Regions from separate parts of the Homo sapiens genome. Here region 1 is linked to region 2. A link is a contact called in ENCODE Hi-C or POLR2A ChIA-PET data. All regions are on one chromosome and are shown on one strand. The core of a region is the stretch at or near the end of the contact, and the rest is flanking DNA. Distances in the headings are between cores, read along the strand shown.

Region 1 (3,641 bases), core at 107-2,606, 290 kb before region 2:
CTATTTGTCATTACATATTAATATGGAGGGGAAAAAAGCATTTGCCCAGGCTGGTCTTGAACTCCTGACCTCAGGTGATCCACCCACCTCGGCCTCCCAAAGTGCTGGGATTATAGGCGTGAGCCACCACACCTGGCCCTGCCTACAGCTTTTGAAGGATACATGTCCTCCTCTGCTTAATATATTTCTCACAATTCTAGTGACCCAGCCTGGGTGAGAGTGAGACTGTCTCAAAAAAAAAAAAAAAAAAAAAGCAGCCGCTAGTATAGTCATTATTTGATTCGGTGTAAGATAACCAGTCATTTCCAAGATCAATCTGCCAATAGGCCATACAGGTGAGCTAAATTAGGGATGTGGCCGGGTGCAGCGGCTCATGCCTGTAATCCCAGCACTTTGGGAGGCTGAGGCAGGCAAATCATCTGAGGTCAGGAGTTCTAGAGCAGCTTGGCCAACATGGTGAAACCCTCCCTCTACTAAAAATATAAAAAAACTAGCCAGGCATGGTAGCCTGTGTCTGTAATCCCAGCTACTCGGGAAGCTGAGCCAGGAGAATCACTTGAACCTGGGAGGCGGAAGTTGCAGTGGGCTGAGGTCGCACCACTGCACTCCAGGCTGGGCAATGGAGTGAGACTCCGTCTCAAAAATAAGTAAATAAGGAGCGAGACTCTGTCTCATAAATAAAGAAATAAAATAATGAATAAATAAATGGGGGATATAAGAGGTCTCATCACCTCTGCTTCTTTCAAGTCTTTGATGGTATCATTCATCTTTGCAATTCCCCCAAGCATGCAGTGTTGTTTTTGCTTTATTATCCTGGTGAGAAAAATAAGTTCCAGGGGCTTCCACTTGGTCCTTTCTACTTTAATGGTGCTTCATGGATCAGAAGACAATGTGGGGAATCTCTCAGTTGACAAAATATATCTACTCCAATCATGTATTTAAGAACTGGGGAAACAACCACAAGGTGGGTCAGTAAATCTGGAGGGCATACTGTGAGTTGAACTTGGGCTAAAACTCCATCTATCACCTGACCACTGTCAGTCTCCACTTTGTATTTAGTGGAGTGTTTTAGGTTCTAGGAGTGAGCATCAACTGAGCCAGCATCTAGTAATCCCCCAGTTCTGGGTATTTCCTTTCCCCAGTTTGTAGTCTACTCTAGTAAATGAGATAATCTGACTCATTGTGATACCAGTGGACACCATGGGCTACCAGCATCCCTTCTCATTGGTGGGGAGCTCAGAACTGCACTCAAACCCACACCAACTCCTAAACTCCATCTTTGAGGATTCGTTTCCTTGACCACCTAGTCAGGTTCTAGTCAGGAAACAGAAAACACACCAGTTATCTGTACAGATAGAATATTTTAAAGTTCAATTCGGTTTAAAGTTGTGGACTAGGTTATTGAAAGTATAAAAAGAGGAACTCTAAGAGTTCACAGAGATAGCATATGCAAAGAACAGCTTCCACCTGTGGGGCTGAGGGAACATAGGGACGAGGGGGGATTATAAAAACTTAAACACTTACATAAAGGGCCCCCTGGAGCTTAACTCATACCTGAGGAAAAGCTGCTGCCCAGCTGGTCCGGATGTCTCTCAGGGGAGAAAATGAAGCCGGGTCTCCAAGTGCTGGCAAAACTGCAAACTGGACTCTGCAGCTGCAGAAAGGCTCTGCCTCTGCTGAGGTGAAGAAGTGTTGGTGGGTCCTCTCACAGAAAATGGCAAGTCAACAGGAAGCCCCCCAGAAAGTTCCATAAGCAAACAGGAAGGAGCAATCCCTTCTTAGTTCTCCAGGCTTCCAGTCTTCCTTTGGCGCCCCCTAATAGGGGGCAGCTGGTGAAGCTCAAATCTGGTTTGTGGACTCCTGGCCCCAGCACCACCATGCCAGGTACAGAAGAGTAGGTTTGGAGACGAGACAAGAGCTTAACAACTGACACAGGTGTCTACTGGTAAAATGTTTAACACAAACACACAAAACTGTGTTGCCTTGGAGAGACTGGAGTCAGAATGAAGGCTCTTAAAAACCAGGTAGAGGAGTTTCCATTTGATTAGCCAGGAAATAGCTGGCACTGAAGATTTCTGAGTTAGGAAAGTGACATGATGATGACTTAGGCCTCCCTTCTCTTGATGTCACTTTTCTTTCTCTATAACCAGGCTTCAGGATAAGCCTCCCACAACTACCACTCCCAGTTTGGACTAATAGCACCAGGAAGAAAGAAGAGTAAAAGTAGAGGCTGTCAGTAAGGACAAGATTAGTGTATGCAGAAGAGCTCCACAGAGAAGGCAAATATGTGTGTGGTGGATTTCAAACGTACCTGCAAATCCTTTGCCATTCTTCCCATCAAGAGGAATCAAATTCCCGTCCCTTTGTATTTTTTGTTTTTTAAGACAGAGTCTCACTCTTGTCACCCAGGCTGGAGTGCAGTGGCAGGATCTCAGCTCACTGCAACCTCCGCCTCCCAGATTCAAACAATTCTCCTGCCTCAGCCTCCCGAGTAGCTAGGATTACAGCCACGCGCCACCATGCCCGGCTAATTTTGTATTTTTAGTAGAGACAGGGTTTCACCGTGTTAGCCAGGATGGTCTCGATCTCCTGACCTCAGGTGATGTCCACCTTGGCATCCCAAAGTGCTAGGATTACAGGCATGAGCCGCTGCGCCCGGCCCAGATCCCATCTTTATTTAAAATTTTGACATTTTGTTCATTATGGATTTTTTGACATTAATTTTGAATACAATATTTTAACAATTATATTACAACAATATCATCGTTATCATTGTGGATCAAATAGTGACCTACCCCCCCACCCCCCGCCGAATCCATGTCTACCCACAACTTCAGTATGTGACCTTATATGGAAACAGAGAATTTTGCACATGTAATTAGTTAAAATGATATCACACCAGATTAGAGTTAAATCCAATGAATAGTGTCCTTACAAACAGAGGGAGATCTGGAGATACTGAGACCCGGAACAGAGACACAAGGAAGGTCATGTGAAGACAGAGGCAGAGACTGAAGTCATACTGTCAAAAGCCACAGATCACCAGGAACTACCAGAAACTGAGAGGCAAGGAAGGATCCCTGTCAAGAATCTTCAGAGGCAGCATGGCCGTCCCACACCTTGATTTTGGACTCCAAGTCTCCAGAATTGTGAGAGAATCTCAGCCTGGCCCAGAAGGCTTCTTTGTGGGGAATGAGAGGAAGGGGGTTGAGAGAGCAGCAGGAATTCACTGAGACCTAAGACTTTGTTTGTTTAAAGCATTAACAAAATCAGTTCGCTTTGGGAAAAGTAGATTTTTTTTTTTTTTTGAGACAGAGTCTTGCTCTGTCGCCAGGCTGGAGTGCAGTGGCGCGATCTCGGCTAACTGCAACCTCTGCCTCCTGGGTTCAACCAATTCCCCCGCCTCAGCCTCCCGAGTAGCTGCGACTACAGGCACCCGCCACCACGACCTTGTGATCCACCTGCCTCGGCCTCCCGAAGTGCTGGGATTACAGGCATGAGCCACCGCGCCTGGCCGGAAAAGTAGATTTCTTAAACATAGAGACTTGCTTTTAAATTGTTTTATTACAATTAAAATTACACAAAAGCAAATCGATTCATTTCAATCAAAATAACTCATGTTTACATATTTATAACTGTAC
Region 2 (3,749 bases), core at 412-2,911:
TGGCAGACGCCTGTAATCCTAGCTACTTGGGAGGCTGAGGCAGGAGAATCGCTTGAACCCGGGAGGCAGAGGTTTTAGTGAGCTGAGACTGCACCATTGCACTCCAGCCTGGGGAACAAGAGCAAAACTCCACCTCGAAAAAAAAAAAAATTAACTTCCCTGTTACATAAAGAAAAAAAAATACCTACTATAAGCTTGGGGTGGGGTGGGACAGGGGGAAGACTGAGAAAGGTAAAATCACGGGCTAAAATTCTCTTTTAATGGATAATAAAATATTGAGTGCAAGGACATGGGCAAAGTTGCCACCTTCATAACTGTGGGTTTTGGCTTCAGCTCAGCTTAGATGTGGAGCAGTGGCAGAGACTGGTGAGTCCAGGAGGTCTGGGAGTTAGCTGGCTGTTGGGAAGGAGGTGGCCTGGGCAGCTCTGGTTGTGGGGAAGAGGCAGTATTCTGCCTTTATTCTCCCTTGTGAGCTCAGCTTGAATAAGAATCACAGGTCTGTGCTTTTGCTTTGTATCTGAGGGAGATATAAGGACTTTCAGGGACAGCAGAGGTGAATAAACTCTCCTTGATATTTTTTCAGTTACCCTGAGTATTTAAGGGCTCCAGCCCCTGTTTCTACAGAGAGTAAGCAGGAGAATCAAACTGATATGTGCTGAGCACTTTACCTAGAAGACCTAATCCTCCTAACAGGCCTATGAGGTAAGTAGAGTGATCTTTTCTCAATTAGCAAACAGCAGCTACATTTAACTGAAGGCTGACTGGCACGTTCAGGGTCACATGCCAGGTTTATGGGGGACTCAGGACTATCCAAATCCTGAAGGCCATGCTTTTCTTTGTAATGTTTCAGTAAATGTTCCAAGTCAGATTTGCATTTACTTAGGCTTTTAAGACTGACTATAACACATATAACTTGATGATCATGAGTTATTTTCTTTGAAAACCAGAGTAGGCTGGGCACGGTGGCTCACGCCTGTAATCTCAGCACTTTGGGAGGCTAGTGCGGGTGGATCACCTGAGGTCAGGACTTCAGGACCAGCCTGGCCAACATGGTGAAACCCTGTCTCTACTAAAAATACAAAAAAAAATTAGCCAGGTGTGGTGGCAGATGCCTGTAATCCCAGCTACCTGGGAGGCTGAGGCATGAGAATCGCTTGAACCTGGGAGGCAGGTTGCAGTGAGCCAAGATGGTGCCATTGCACTCCAGCCTGGGTGACAAGAGCAAAACTCTGTCTCAAAAAAAACCCAAAAAACAAAACACAAAAACCCAGAGTAATTTTTTTTTTTTTTTTTTTGTTGAGACGGAGTCTCACTCTGTCACCCAGGCTGGAGTTCAGTGGTGCAATCTCGGCTCACTGCAACCTCCACCTCCCAGGTTCAAGCGACCCTCCTGCCTCAGCCTCCCGAGTAGCTGGGACTACAGGTGTGTGCTACCTCGCCCGGCTAATTTTTTTTTTTTTTTCTAGTAGAGATGGGGTTTCACCGTGTTAACTAGGATGGTCTTGATCTCCTGACCTCGTGATCCGCCCACCTCAGTCTCCCAAAGTGCTGGGATTACAGGCCTGAGCCACCGTGCCCAGCCCCAAGTAATCTTAATGGATCACATTGGAGAGTGAACCAGTCTTAGCTACCAAAGAGGAAGTGAGTGACACCTACTGGTACCTCTCTGCAAGCGCAGTCTCACAAGTTCCTACATTTAAGATACAGACCTCAGACCTCAGCCAGATGACAGGACTCCCACAGACTGACTGACATCAGGCTCATGTGGCTGCTAAGAGTGAAGCAGTCACAGGAATGAAAGTGACCCTTCCTGATCATGTGGTCTGACCTCCTACTTTTAAACAATAGGGGACGGGGCCCAGAAAAGACAGACACTTCAGTTGTGGAATTCAGTGGCCACCCGGATGCAATTCCAAAAGCTCTTCTAAACCACGCATGGCTAGTTCATGACAATTACAGAGACTATTTCCATAATCCTACAAATACTCTACTAATATGTATTTCACATATTTAGTAGAAGCTTAAAAGCTTTCCAACTTAATGATGAAATGTCTTACATTTAAGAACGTAGGTACACTCAGGTTTAACTTTTCTGGTAGGGAAACAATTCACTTAAGCCTTGATTGTCCAAGCATGGATCATTACTTCATCCATTCATTCATTTTTCTCTAGAGCATTTTATTAAATTGCCCAGGAATATTTATATATTTTTAATGATAGATACAGGTAACAATTTTTTTTTTTTTTGAGACGGAGTCTCGGTCTGTCACCCAGGCTGGAGTGCAGTGGCGCGATCTCGGCTCACTGCAACCTCCGCCTCCCAGGTTCAAGCAATTCTCCTGCCTCAGCCTCCTGAGTAGCTGGGATTACAGGCACCTGCCACCACGCCCAGCCAATTTTTGTATTTTTAGTAGAGACAGGGTTTCACCATGTTGGTCAGGCTGGTCTAGAACCCCTGACCTCATGATCCACCTGCCTTGGCCTCCCAAAGTGCTGGGATTACAGGCCTGAGCCACCGTGCCCGGCAGGTAACAATATTTTTATATATCATTATGCAGTTTTAAAAATTCTATGTGATTTTTCCTTCTCAGCTTTATAAAAATTTACTTAAAAATTTCTACCATTGAAAATTTATAGCTTTATTGATGTTATAATTTATGAATATATTGTGGAATAATTCAAGCTGATTAACATGTTATCACCTCAAATACTTGTCATTTTTTGTGGTGAGAACATTTAAGATTTACTCATAGCAATTTTGAATGTACAATATGCTCTTATTAACTACATTCACCACACTGTGCATTGGATAATTGTTTTAGTAAATTTTCTAATAACAGTTTAAATGAAAGATTTTGATAATAAGGTAACTTAACTTTAATGCAGGTGTTTATAGATTTATAGTGATGGATTATATAATAAGGATTCACCTCAATTTACAGTCTAATTTGGGAGTATTCTCTACATCGACATATTTAAATAACTTTACATAAATGTAATTTCAAAAAAGTTAGAAAGTTGACTTTTAAAATATGGAATACAATGATTGCTAAATCAAAGGCAGCCTGGAGGTGCACAGTTGGAAGGACTGAAGGAATCAGGCTCCAGTTGCCTGTGGCCTTTACACAGATGCTTTTAGCTGTCTAATCTGTGGGAACTTGGAATTGCAATCAAATGACGTAACCAGAGGGCGGGGCTGAACGTGAGAGCCGCTCTACCTTGACCTGCTTGCTCAGGCGGGCCACTTCCGCCTTCAAGCCATCAGAAGTGACGTGCTCCCCCTCCACCAGGTGTTGGAGTTGCATCTTCTCATCCTTGAGAGCTTTAATTTCTTCTTTCAAAGACTGAATCTGCTTCTCATAGTCTTGTGTTTTCAGTTCAAAACTTTTTTCAAGAAGCCTACGCAGCAAAAGAAGAAAATAATTTAGAGCTGAGCATGGTGGCTGAAACCTGTAATCCCAGCACTTTGGGAGGCCAAGGCAGGCGGATCCCTTGAGCCCAGGAGTTCAAGACTAGCCTGGGCAACAAGAGAGACCCCGTCCCCACTAAAAATACAAAAATTAGTCAGGTGTGGTGGAGCACGCCTGTAGTCCCAGCTACCCAGGAGGCTGAGGTGGATGAATCGCTTGAGCCCAGGAGGTCCAGGCTGCAGTGAGCTGAGATCGTGCCACTGCACTTCAATCTGGGTGACAGAGTGAGACCCTCCCCACAACACCCCCTAAAAAAGAAGAAAATAATTTAGAATTGTC

Evidence for each region. A loop is a pair of places that touch in the nucleus more often than their neighbours do. ChIA-PET counts read pairs that join two places held with the same protein, here RNA polymerase II (POLR2A). Pooled maps may share reads with other maps.
Region 1: a loop to region 2 is called in a map with no recorded cell type, with 8 times the contacts of the local background. The contact joins two enhancer-like sites. A Hi-C loop is called at or near these places in 1 of 37 single-sample maps with no recorded cell type and 2 of 50 pooled maps. POLR2A ChIA-PET finds 5 or more read pairs at or near these places in 9 of 52 experiments (A673, AG04450, B cell and 6 more).

What each region holds. Positions count from the first base shown.
Region 1 is chr15:51,934,480-51,938,120 of GRCh38, forward strand. The region is part of intron 2 of LOC112268148 (a long non-coding RNA gene); the gene reads left to right. LEO1 (LEO1 component of Paf1/RNA polymerase II complex) reads right to left here. Exons shown (of 12, transcript NM_138792.4): 12 at 3,546-3,641. Among named protein-coding and RNA genes, the nearest start is that of LEO1, 35 kb to the right of the region's middle. RefSeq lists enhancers at 1,027-1,076, 1,297-1,516. Within about 2 kb of position 1,357, at least 3 of the 41 ENCODE cell types and tissues checked have a DNase peak (open chromatin) inside an H3K27ac peak, as active enhancers do; they include B cell, where a contact is called at or near this core.
Region 2 is chr15:52,225,915-52,229,663 of GRCh38, forward strand. MYO5C (myosin VC) reads right to left here. Exons shown (of 41, transcript NM_018728.4): 25 at 3,219-3,399. It overlaps LOC105370820 (a long non-coding RNA gene), which reads left to right. Exons shown (of 4, transcript XR_007064638.1): 3 at 584-702. Among named protein-coding and RNA genes, the nearest start is that of GNB5, 36 kb to the left of the region's middle. RefSeq lists a silencer at 3,108-3,282. Within about 2 kb of position 1,662, at least 5 of the 41 ENCODE cell types and tissues checked have a DNase peak (open chromatin) inside an H3K27ac peak, as active enhancers do; they include B cell, where a contact is called at or near this core.